2 separate regions of the Homo sapiens genome follow, and region 1 is linked to region 2. A link is a contact called in ENCODE Hi-C or POLR2A ChIA-PET data. All regions are on one chromosome and are shown on one strand. The core of a region is the stretch at or near the end of the contact, and the rest is flanking DNA. Distances in the headings are between cores, read along the strand shown. Region 1 holds the start of LINC01271 (long intergenic non-protein coding RNA 1271). Region 2 overlaps LOC107985386 (a long non-coding RNA gene).

The links. A loop is a pair of places that touch in the nucleus more often than their neighbours do. ChIA-PET counts read pairs that join two places held with the same protein, here RNA polymerase II (POLR2A). Pooled maps may share reads with other maps.
Region 1: a map of DLD1 shows a loop between it and region 2 (3-fold over the local background). The contact joins the promoter of LINC01271 here to the enhancer-like site in region 2. A Hi-C loop is called at or near these places in 1 of 168 maps with a recorded cell type or tissue (DLD1) and 1 of 50 pooled maps. POLR2A ChIA-PET finds 5 or more read pairs at or near these places in 3 of 52 experiments (HCT116, activated B cell and activated naive CD8-positive, alpha-beta T cell).

Annotation. Positions count from the first base shown.
Region 1 is chr20:50,319,669-50,325,874 of GRCh38, reverse strand. It overlaps LINC01271 (long intergenic non-protein coding RNA 1271), which reads left to right and starts at 4,533. Exons shown (of 3, transcript NR_109950.1): 1 at 4,533-4,800. RefSeq lists enhancers at 3,196-3,780, 3,781-4,366, 4,367-4,951.
Region 2 is chr20:50,240,913-50,247,203 of GRCh38, reverse strand. It overlaps LOC107985386 (a long non-coding RNA gene), which reads left to right. Exons shown (of 3, transcript XR_001754718.2): 2 at 4,357-4,511. Among named protein-coding and RNA genes, the nearest start is that of PELATON, 23 kb to the left of the region's middle. Within about 2 kb of position 3,848, at least 10 of the 41 ENCODE cell types and tissues checked have a DNase peak (open chromatin) inside an H3K27ac peak, as active enhancers do; they include HCT116, where a contact is called at or near this core.

The DNA of each region.
Region 1 (6,206 bases), core at 3,284-5,783, 78 kb before region 2:
GGTGAATCTCAAAGACTTGAACATTAAGGGAAAGAGGCCAGACACAAACAAGCACACATCATTTGATTCCATTTATATAAAGCACTAGAAATAGACACAACTCGCCTTGGTTAGCCTCGGGGAAGTCGTGACTGGAAGAGGGCATTAAGGGAAGCTTAAGGGAACTGGAATATTCTGTTTCTTGATGAAGGGCTGGTTACACAAGTGTACTCACTTATGAAGGCTCATGAAGTTATCGCTTACGACCTATGCATTTTTCTCTATGTGTGCTATACTTCAGTGAAAGTTCAAAATAAAATAAGGGATTTGAGGAGCCTGGGAGGATTGCAGAACCAGGCTTAAGGTCAGCAGGGACAGTACCCCAAATCACACACAACACTGGATCGGTGGGCCCTCTCTGCTGCCCCTGAACTATCCCTGCTTCCAGGTCTCAGTGAGCACGTCTGATCGGTGGCACCTGGGTCACGTGACCACCCCCTAGCTGCAAGGGATGCTTGGAAGAGTGAGCACCTAGCAGGTTCAACATCAGTGATGGAGGTGTGCAGACTGTGCTTCAAAAGATGGGGAGCCTCAGACCACTGCAGGGTGTTTAACCCTTCCTCAACTGATGGATATTTAGGTTGCTCCCAGTGACCATCTTGACCATACTCCCTGTGCCTGTGTGTGGATGTTTCACTAAGGGAGATGCCACATCAAGGAACTGCAGTGTTTCCCCCAAAAATGTGAACTTACAGTTTTACTGGCTACTGTGAAAATTGTCTTCCGGAGAGGCTGTTTCAATTTACACTGCCACCGGCAGTATATCGGTGTGACCGTTTCCCAGTCTCCTTAACACTTTACATCACCAATCTCATTCATGTCAACCTGAGGCATGGGAAATGTTCTCGCATTGTTGTTTTAATTTGCATTTGCCTGATTACCAGCATGGTTGAACATCTTTCATGTTTATTTGCCATCTGTATTTTATGTAAATTGCCTATTCACATCCACTACCCATTATTCTAGTGGGTTTGTGGTTTTTTTCTTATTGTTCTGCAGGAACTCTTTATATATTGTGGAAATAAATTCATTGTCTACATTTATGTTTCAAATATTTTTACCTAGGTTACCATTTGTCTTTTAACTCTGGAGTGGCCACATACTGTTTTACCCAGGCTCACAACTTTTCTGAGGTTGGGAAATGAACACTGATGGGAAGAAGGTGGGGATAACGGGGAAAAGGGATCTTTCTGACACTACTCCGTTCTCTTCCCACTAGCCCTGAGTACATTTTGTAATACCCCTCCCATATCATCCTTTCATTTCCTTGTTCTTGTCACCAATAGAAAACAGTAATAGAACCCCAGCCACAGAACTCCTCACTTTCACTTTTCAATTTTTTTTATCAAGCTTAAAGTTTACAGATTTGGAGTGAAGCAACCTCAGTGTCCCTGCTGGGGTGACGGCCAAGTTGAGTGCCCCTCACAGGTGTCATTAATTTACTGATATTGCAAATGAAGAAATCAGGTTAATTCAAGTAATTTGCAAATTCCTTCCAAAATTGCCAATAGTGGGCAAACTGCTAAACAGTGTATAGGGCATGTGGTGAGCAAATGGCCTGGAGGTGAAATGGCCTGGTTGAAATCATGCTTGAAAAGCTTTTATCTCATTCATAAAAGGGCAGAGAACATGGTTTGGTAAATACAAATACATGCGTACTGCAAAGTCAGGGGCTGGCAAGCTACAGCCTTTGAGCCCAACCTGACCCACCACCTGTTTTTGTAAATAAAGTTTTATTGGCACACTGTCACAGACATTCACTGACATACAGTCTGTGGCTGTTTTCCTGCACCACGGCAGAGTTAAGTAGTTGCAATAAAGAGGGTCTGGCCCACAAATCCTAAAACATTTATTATCTGGCTCTTTACAGAAACATTTTACCAACCTCAGCAGCAAGTAATAAAAAACACATAAGTTATAATTTTGTAGTATTTTTAGAGATATAAAGTACAAGAACAATTATTTTTTTAAAACTGTCTGGCAGATCATGTATGGCTGGATCTGAGTTAAATGCATAGAAAGTGCATTCCACTGAATAACATGATCAAGAGTAAGACTTTAGGCCCAGATAATTAATTTTTACAAATTCTCAGCAAGTTGCTTCATGTCTCCAACCTCAGTTTTCTCATCTGTAAAACAGGGATGATGTTTAGTTCTGACCTCATAGGGTACAGGTAAAGAAGGCTCTTAGAACAGTGCCGGGCACATAGTAAGTACCATGTAATTATTTGTTATTATTATCATTATTATTGCACAGAGACAGGTCTAGATCAGTGTCATGGCTGTGCTACTTCTCAGACATGCGAACCTGGACACACAGCTTCCTCTTCCCCAGCCTCAGTCTCCCTACCCATAAATTGGTGCCATAATGGTTGCCATCACCTGGAGTTGCTGTGAGGGCCCCTTGGCACAGCATCTGGCACACAGTAGGCACCCAACACAGATGAGCTGTTACTGCCAGCATTCCCATCACTCTGACTCAAAGCTCTGCACTGTCTGGAACTCAGTCTCACCCCTCCTCTGTAAGGCAGGCCATGACTCCGGACCCGCCGTGTACCAGCACTAACTGTTTTCTACCCAGTGATTGTTTATTTAACTGTCCTCCTAAAGTAACTCCTCAGCCATCAAAGGGCTGTTTACAAAGCCCACAATTAGCCTTCTTGGAACAACAAATAAACAGAAACCTAATTAGGCATGTTTCTCCTGGCTCAAGGCACGGCAACCCCAAGGCTTGGGCATCACAGCTGTCATTCAAATAGACATTTGTGGGCTGTATGGATGAATGGATGTGTAGATGGATGTGAGGATGAGTGGGTGGGTGGGCGGATGAATGGATGGATGGATGTGTGGGTGGATGAGTGGATGGATGAATGGGTGGGCGGACGGTTGGATGGATGGATTGGAGGTTGGAAGGAAGGAGAGGTGGATAGATGATATTTGAACTGATGGACAGATGGATGAATGGAAGGTTGAATAGATAGAAGGCAGGAGGAATAGAAGAATGGATGGGTGGATGAATAGAAGGACAGGTGGAGGGAAGTCTTGATGGGTGGAGGGATGGCTGAGAGTTGGATGGAAAGGATAGATGGAATAATGGAAGGACAGATGGAGAGATGTTTGGATGGCGGATGAATGTGTGGATGAGTAGGTAGGTGGAGGTATGGGTAAAGGAATGAAAAGATGGACTGGTGAGTTCAGGTTAGTGGAAGGCCAGAGGGAGAGGGTGATGTGAACTGAGGCTCCAGGCTTTTTCCTGCGTCTCCTTCCCACCCTGCCCTGTTCTTCACTGAGATGCTGTGTCACCACCCAGTAGAAGGGACTCTGACCGTGTGGCATCAGAACAATCCTGGGTTTGAATTCGCTCCTACCATGTTCTGCCTCTGTGGCCTTGAGCAAGTCCTGCCACCCTGAGCCTTAGTCTCCTCCTCTGTAAAACGGATGTTTGTACTGTCCCCACTTCACAGTGTGGCTGGCAGGGTGAATGGGTTAAGTGCCCACGCCATGGTCCCTGCCCTACCTGTGTGAATTCCTGTTTGGTGGCTGCCCAGAGCAGGGGCTGGCATCACTTGGGGCTGGGCAATGTTGGTAGACTGCCCAGACCCTCTGCTCTGAGCTCCACTCCAATGGAGGGAACAAGCACCAGCCTGTGCTGCGGCAGGGCCCTCCCTCTGGGAGGTTCTTCCCCTGGAGAGAGGGGGCTGGCCTCTGCCTGGGGAGACTTAAAATCCCACTGTGGGGACGGGCACTGGAACAGAGCCCAGGACCTGGCTCCCCTCCCTCCCAGCTCCCTGCGTTCCAGCCTCGGGGGCCTCCACTCGGTTCTCAGAGCTGGGGGTGAGAATGCGACTCAATGTCCAGCTGCCTAGATTCACATCCCTTCCTCCCACTGGCTGGCTGGTAGCCTTGGGCTGGATACTGACCACTCTGTGCCTTGGGAAATGAGAGTTCCTACCTCATAGGACTATTGTGAGGATTGAATGAGTTAAAATGTGAAGTGTTTAGCACAGTGCCTGGCACACAGTGAGCATGGCTAGCTGCTATTATTCTTGTATAACAGTTGTTTTCATTACTGTTGCTGGTATTATTATCATTATTTTACCTCTCCCATATCCTTTTCCCCTTCTGGCCAGAGGGCATTTGATGTTTCCTAGCAGGAGATGGCCCTCAAACTGGGCCTTGAAGGAACAGAAAGGCCCCCAGAGGCAGAAGAAGGCACCCCTCGGGAAGACTCCGCCTGGGGCAGCTCCCACAGCAGAAGGCCAAGAGGTTCTGGCCAGAGGGAGGCGTGGCTCCCAGCGCAGGGGCGGGATAGAGAGAGGTGAGTCAGTGTCTGGCCCAGCCAGGCCCTCACAGCCACAGCTCTGCTTCCCATCAAGGGGCGGAGCAGCTGCGGCTCCCCTCTGGCCAGGGCTGGGGGTCTGAGTCAGCTGGAGTCAGGTAAGCAGAGGAGGATGTGGGGCTTTCCCACCCGCAGCCTGGAAGCCCGTGTGTGCAGGGCAGGGCTGCCTCCCACGGCAGGGGCAGGCAGAGGCCTCTGCGCCAGGTACAGCCTAGGTACCGCCTACCCCCATGGCTGACCCTGGGCCCCAAATCCAGCGGGAGGCCTGGGAGCATCTTCTCCGCCTGAGTCACCGGGCTGGGCCCAGGACCCCAGCCAAGGGCTTTGCCTCTGGGAAGAAAAGAGCTTTGGAGTCCAGCAAAACCTGGGAAGCAGGGGGAAGCTTCCCTAGCAGGTGCTATTTGAGCAGAGGCCTGGAGGAGGTGAGGAAGTGAGCAGCGGGCCGTGTGGGGTAATGGGTGCTCCAGGAAACCAGAACGGCAGATGCGAGGTTCTGAGGTGGAGCCTGGAGTGTCGGAGCAACAACAAGGAGACTGTCGTAGGGATGAGGCCTTGGGGAGGAGGAACAGAGAGCAGAGAGGACCTGGGGCATGTCCCACAGTGGATGAGCCACGGGAAGGACTTTGGCTTTTCCTCTAAGCAAGGTGAGAGCTGTGGGAAGTTTCCAGGCAGAGAAGGGACGAGATCTGACTTAGATTCTCACGGGATCTCTCTGGCTGCATGTGGGGAATGGATTGGAGGTGGAGGATTCAGGACAGAAGCCAGGAAACCAGGGAGGAGGAGACCACAATAGTCCAGGTAAGCCATGCAGGGTCTGGACCAGGGTGGGGACCGTGGAGGTGAGAGAAGAGGTGGAATTCTGGGAGTTCCTCTGCACGTCAGCCAACCCGCCCTTCTTGGGTGCCTACTGTGTGTGAGTTCTGTACAGCAACATGATACAGAGATCACAAAGGCTGAGCCCTTGCCCACAGTGTAGGAGACAGGAGGAAAAGGAATGCAACTGTGATGTGATCAGTGTCAGACTGAAGTGTGAATGAAGGGCAGCTACATCTCCCCAGGTTCTGTCCTAAAACTTTCTATGTAGGAGCTCAACCTAGTGAGATAAGAGCTATCATAAGCCCCCATTTTCCAGATAAGGAAACTGAGGCCCTCTTAGTCAAACAATATGTCTAAGTTAAGAGACTCCTCCCACTAGTAAGTGGCAAGACTGGGATTCACAACCGGGTCTGAAGGGCTGCAGGACTGACCCCGCCTGACCACCTGTGTAATCAGGAAGGGCTTCCCGTAGAGGTGAGGCTTGAGCTGGGTTCCCAGGGATGCATAGGATTCCGTCAGTGAGCAGAGGGCCTTCCAGGCCTGAGCAAGGTATAAGCCAATGTGTGTTCAAGACACACAAGCCCCACGTGGAGTTTCTCCCTCCCCTTGGCATCACAGGGAGGACGAAAGGGAGCTGGAAAGCCTCACCTACAGTGTTAACTGATGGAATTTCACGCCGGGTCCCTGTACCTTGCAGCTACCTCTGGCCCCATCCATGGTCCCAGGCTCACGATGGGTGAGAATCATCCCCTTAGCCACTGTCTCCCACACGTCACTTAAAAGCCATCTTTAAAGCCATTCATACCTTTTCTTAAGTAAATTGATTTTTTGGTTTACTCCACTGGTTTTTTAAAAAAATAACTTACTGAGACGAAGTTCACATAGCATCATATTAAGCATTTTAAAGTGAACATTTCGGTGGCATTTTTGCATTGTGTTCTGCAACCATCACCTCTAGCTAATCACAAAACATTTTCATCACCCCAAAAGGAGACCCTGTGACCATAAAGCA
Region 2 (6,291 bases), core at 2,599-5,098:
GGGCTGGGTCCCCAGGATCAGCACCCCCAACTCCACACCTCCAAAGACAAACGCAGACACAACTCAAGGCCTGTAGTGTGGCTGGTTGCTTTGCAATTATTAATAATTTCCTCCCTCCGTCCCTCCTGCGGACCTGCTCAACCAGTCTCCCCACCAGCACGGAGCAGGCCTGACATTTGAACCAACTATTATTCTCTCTCCCTTCAGGGAGAAGCCAGGAGGGAATGTGGGCCTGTGTCCTGACGCTGCGCGGGGAGAGGCAGAGGCCGCCCACAGGTCCCCCTTTCAGTCCTGGGTGCAGCATCCAAGCTCCGCCGTACCCCGTGGCAATGGGCTCATTGCCCCTTTCCTGAAGACCAGGAGAGAGAGAGAGAGAGGGAGGTTGATTAAGCCCCTGCCAAGCAGCAGACAGGTTGGAAAATCCTCTTGCACGGAGGCAGGAGTGGAGGGTGGTTATGAGTCAAACTCAGGGTCTGGATTCCTGTCCTGGCTCTGCCCTTTCCTCGCTGTGTGGCCTTGAACAAGTCGTTTCACCTTTCTGAACCTTCTTTTTTTCATCTGCCAAATGGAGGGATGAATTCCCACGTTGCAGAATCCATGAGGTTTAAAAAGCCCCAGGCCCAGTGCCCAACAGGGTACACGGGAGAACAGTTCTCTGGGTCCAGAGGCTGCTCACAACCAGGAAGCCAGAGGGGCTGGGCCAAAGTGACAGCCAGCACTGCCCTGAAGACAGAGTCCCTAGGCCTCCAGGGGACAAAGCCTAGAGGGCCAGTTCCATCTCCAACTACATCCAAAACCGGTCAGTGGGCACAGGCCAGGGTATATGCCCCCCTAATTGCTCCCTGGCTCCATTAGTACCATGTGTGGCTCCTCCTGCAGCACCCAGCACACCCAGCCAGACCCAGAAAGGCTGATGCTGCCCCAGGTGCCCACCCTGGCTGGAGGGAGAGGGCAGCTCAGGCCGATGAGTCCTGGAGTAGTGGGGAACAACTAAGGGCCTCTGAGCAGGGGCAGGACCCGAGCTGGGAAGGTTGAAAGGTCAAGATCTAGCATTCGGGACCTCGCCATCTACCCTTTGACCCTTGTGGGATAGTAGAATGGCCAAGAGCCCAAGTCGCCTGGGTTCAAACCCAGGCTTCGATATTTGTAGCTGTGTTGCTGTGAGCAAGTTACTGGGCTTTTCTAACCTATCTAACCTCAACTAACCTATCTGTAAAATGGGACTAGTAATAGCCTACAACTGTCAAGAGTTGAAATGCAGCAATGACTTGTAAAGTACGTAGTACAGTGCCTGGCACTTAGTAGGTGTTCAGTAAGTGGATGCTGGTAGGAGTTTCTGCATCTACCAGGCAGTTTCGCTTATCATGCAGTTTCCTCTGTCTGGCAAGCCCATCTCCATACTTCTCCTCGTAGGAACTCCTATGCATCCCTTAAGGCCCTGCCCAAATAGTCCCACCTCTGAGGAGCCATCACTAACCCCTTACTTAAACAAACACAGGAAGCCCTTTCTTCTGGGCTCCCTGCCACCACATACTCCTCCCACAGCCTGGCCACACTGTCGGCAGATGAGCTGATGCCCGTGGGGCTCACCAGTGGATTACCAGTGCCTGCCTGGCGTGGAGAGCTGTGAATGAAAAGCTGCCCTCGCCTTAGTCAACTAAAAACAGAACACAAAAATCCCCACGGATGTGGAAAGAGCTTATAGTCTCCAGCCAAATTTTGAAAATGTTCTCAGGCCACCACCAGAGCAAAGGACAGTGCAGATCCCAATATGTAGAATTCAGGGTTGAAAATTCCTTTAATCAAATCAGTTATAGATTTTAAAAGGGAAGGGGCCAGAATACCATGTGGCTAGGTAAGAAGAATGAGGCAGCTCTGTGTGCTGATCTAGAACAGTCTCCAGGATAAGTTGTCAAATAATTAAAAAAAAAAAAAAATGAGGAGCAGAACACTGTAAGAAACATATTGGCTACCATTTGTGTGGAAGGGTGGGAGGGAGGCAAGGACAACATAGATATTTGTTTGTATGTACATAAATTAACTCTGGCCAAAATAGCAGGTTAACAGTGGCTGCCTCTAAGGAGGGGGAGTCAGAGGCTGGGGAAAGGAGAGAGTGAGGAATTGCCTTTCATTCCATACCCCTTTCTACTTTTGGATTTTGTAGCATTTGCTCACCATAGCTATTCAAAAATTAGCACATAAGCACATGTTTAGGGCATTGGAATTCACATACTCCAGCAGCAGGCCCTACCTGATTCAGGAACACTTCTCAGCACCCCTGACAGGCTATCCTGCTTTGAATGCTCCCAGTGACGGGGAGCTCAGTACTTTACCTGCCAGCTAATCCATCCAAAGGGTAGCTTGGAAGGATGGATTTGGGCTCAGTGACAGGAAGCAGGAATGTGCTTCTGGAGCCACACACAGGTGCCTCTTTCTTGCCCCTGACGTTGGGCAGAGATGTGACTGCCTGCCTAAGAACCTGCTCAGAGGGCCTGCCTGTCCCTGGGCCCAGGTGGGAGGTAGGCAGGAAGGTAGGGTGTGCTCTGCTGTGACTCAGGCCCCACGGGTGCCCGGAGCACAACCAGCTTCCCAGGACACAGCGCTGTGACTCAGGGCCACACAGCAGGGCCAACCCAGGTGGCAGCTGGCGGGCCACCAGCACACCCGCACCCTTCCCAGCCTCAATCCCCAGCAGGGCCTCTGTTGCCAGCATAAACCACCTCGCTCACCGCTGTCCCCATCCACAGAGGATGGAATGAGGAAATGAAGACCCTGGCACCAGACAGCCTGGGTTCAAATCCTGCCTCTGCCATTTGCTGGCTGAATGGTCCAGTGAGCCTGAGCCTCAGTTTCTCCATCCATACAAAGGGTGAGCCATGCTGCCTCGCCTTCCTCATAGGGTTGCCACGAAGATGCTGAGTTCATCCGAGAAAGGGTCCTGGATCAGCCCGGGCAGAGTCTTATGCAAATGTAAGCCATTATTATTGTGGGTGCCCAGCCAGATGTGGTGGTCACTGACATCGGAGCCTCGAAGGAAGCTTGGGTGCCTCCGCTCACCCCGCTGGCCTGGTCAGCAGGCCCAGGAGGAGCAGGCCTCCTGGGGCACCTGGCCTTGGGAAGGTTCAGGGACTCTAGGTCCCCCTGCCAGGTTATGAGCTCCATGACAACAGAAATTTTTCCCTCTCTCATTAGTGGGGCCCAGTGCCTGGTCCTGGTGCCTGGGATAACGGCTGGCACACAGGCAGAGTGAGCCTCACAGACCTGCAACGCATGCCTTCACACAGGGCCCCATGCTTGGATTAATGCCGTTACCTCTTGAAATTCTTAATTTTGAACAAGGACCATCACGTTTAATTTTGCACACGACACTGAACATTCTATAGCTGGTCCTGTACAGAGTTGACAGCCAGTACACCTTTTGGAATGAATGAATGAATGAATGAATGAATGAATGAATGAATGCCGCCCTGAGGTGTCATTTCTCTCATTTTACCTCTGAGGATCATGGACTCCAAGCCCCCTTTTACAGGCGGGAGAACAAAGGCTCATGAGCTGAACAGACTCACCCAAAATCATCCAGCATGAATCCAAACCCAGACTTGTCAGGCCCCAAAGCCCCAGATCCCGTGGCCTCCTCTGGCATGTCAGGGGCAGCTGATCTGTGCCTGGGGAAGGCACAGAGCAGTGGATCTCAGGGCAATGAGGCCAAACAGCAAGCTCTACCCCACTATCAGAGCTGCTCTGCTTCCCTTTTCTCAGCTGGGGAAACTGAGGCCCAGTTCTGGGTAGCACAGGCCCAGCTTGGCAAGGGTGCCTGCCTGGGAGGCATCCTGGCTGGATGCCCGGACAGGGGGCGGGGGCCTCTGTGAATCGCTCCTCAGTCCCCGCCGACCACAAGCGGGTTGGGTGAAAGGCGGCTGCTCCCCGCCCGCTTCCCCGCCAACGTGGGCCCGAACAATGGGCCTTTGTGCCCGGCGTGGGCGCGTTGTCAAGGTGCGCAGCCCTGGCCCTGGGCCCTGGCCTCGGCCTCCATGAGGGCAGAGGGGCCAGGCCAGGGGGTCTGCGGGGGCCGGGAAACCCAGCAGAAGAGAGAGCAAGTCTGAGATTCTCACAATGAACGAAGGCCAAGGCACAGGGTAAGAGTGACAGGCACCCAGGGTCACACAGCACAAGGACATCAGCGGCAAGTTGGGAACCCAGGACTCCAGCCTTCCTCTCGCTGTGGCCTGAGTGTCCCCGCTGCAGCAAGCGGCTCTGGCATCCCTGCAGCTGAAACCTCCCCTCAGGAGGTCAGCAGGGCTGGAATCATTCCTCTTCTCCCTTCTTACACTCCCACGCCATGTCTTCCTTCCTCAGGGGCTCAGCCCAACATCCCCCGCCCATCTCTGGGAGGACCCCCAGATGGCATCAGCCACAACATTGCTCGGAAAATGTCTCCCGTCCACAGGTCCCTCCTGACCAGCTCTTCTCCCCAACAAGATCGTGTGCCCCTTGGGAAGCCACCTGGTCAGGTAGGCACTGCCATGAGCCCCTGTTACAGGAGAGAACTGAGGCTCCCAGCCGGGCAGGGCTCACTCGAGGTCTACACCCTGGATGCAGATGACCCTCACCTCTGTCCTGTGTGGGAGCCACAGGAGGAAGGTGGGGACAAAAGACCAATTCCTGCTGTTTAGCCACCCACCTTCTGGAGGGAAAGGCAGAGAAGTCAACCGCAATAGTAATAATAACAAGAGACCGCCAGGTATTGAGCATCTAGTAAGTGCTTTATGTCCGAAATCTCATTTCATCATCATAAAATTGCTGGGAGGCAGGTATTATTATCATCCCCATTTTACAGATGAGGAAACTGAGGTTCAGGTGAAGCAACTTGCCCGAGGTCAATCAGTTAATAAAGGGGTTCAAATCCTAGCCAGGTCCACTGAATGTCTGTGCTCACTCAACCCTCACAACCGTCTTATCAGGCAGGGTTGATGTTCCCAAATTACAGATGAGGTAACTGAGGCTCCAAGCCGCAAAGTCACATGCCCAAGGTCACACAGCTAGGAGGGGGGACCAGGGATTTAAACCTGGGCTTCTGGCCCCCAAGGCCCCCGTCTTGTTTCTTTCTTCCCCCACCATAACCAAGTTCCCTAAAAGTCCCTTGAAACCATCTGTGCCACCAGCCCCTCGTCCCCATCTCCCACCACGATAGACCCAATGTCCACCCTGCACCTCGGCCAGTCCTAGCTGGCCTCACCCAACGCATAACGGATATTCATGAAAAGCCAAAAAGAGAGTCCCAGTCGGGAATAAGCTAAATGTCCAGGAGCAGAAGCCTGAGGAAGAGCACTGTGGTCTGTCCCCACGACAAAGCCCACAGGGACAACCAATAGATGCACCCAAGCCACTCCGCCAACGGGGACGGAACTCCAGAACAGAACATCGGGTGGAAAAAAAGCAGGATGCAGAAGCAAATGTACAAGGGACGCCATCTGTACAATCCCACCCACAACCCAAAGCAGCTCCCCGAATCCCTCAGGGATTCCACGTGTGTCTGTGTGTCTGTGTGTGTGTGTGTGTGTGTGTGTGTGTGTGTGTGTGTGTGTGTAAAAGTCTAAAGATGTCCTACAACTGCTTTGGGAAACTGGCCATAGCTACAAAAACCAAGCATGTGCATATCTCATCATCTAGCAATTCCATTCCTGGATATAGACTAAGGGAAATGCCTGCTTATGTCTACTGTCGGATGTGTAAGAGAAGGTTCACAGCAGCACTATTCAAAATAGTGGAAACTGGAAACAACCCCCATCTCTGTTGACCATAGGGTGATTCAACAAACTGTGGTCTAGTTAGACAATGGAATACTCCACAGCCGTGAAAACAGACACAAAACTTGGATAGACCTCATTGGATGAGTTTAAGTGAAAGTGCCTGATACAAAAGAGCACAGACTGAATGGGCTCACTTATATGAAGTTCAAGAATAGGCAAAACCAATCTATCGTAATAGGAATCAGACCAGTAGTTACCTTTGAAGGGAGCCCCTGGAGGCTAGGAATGTTCTACATCTTGATCTGGTGTGATCCCATGACCATCAAACTACAATTAAGATTTGTGCATTTCGAGGTCAGGAGATGGAGACCATCCTGGCTAACACAGTGAAACCCCTTCTCTACTAAAAATACAAAAAAATAGCCAGGCGTGGTGGCACGGGCCTGTAGTCCCAGGTACTCAGGAGGCTGAGGCAGGAGAATCGCTTGAACCTGGGAGGCAGAGGTTGCAATGAGCCAAAATCGTGCCACTGCACTCTATC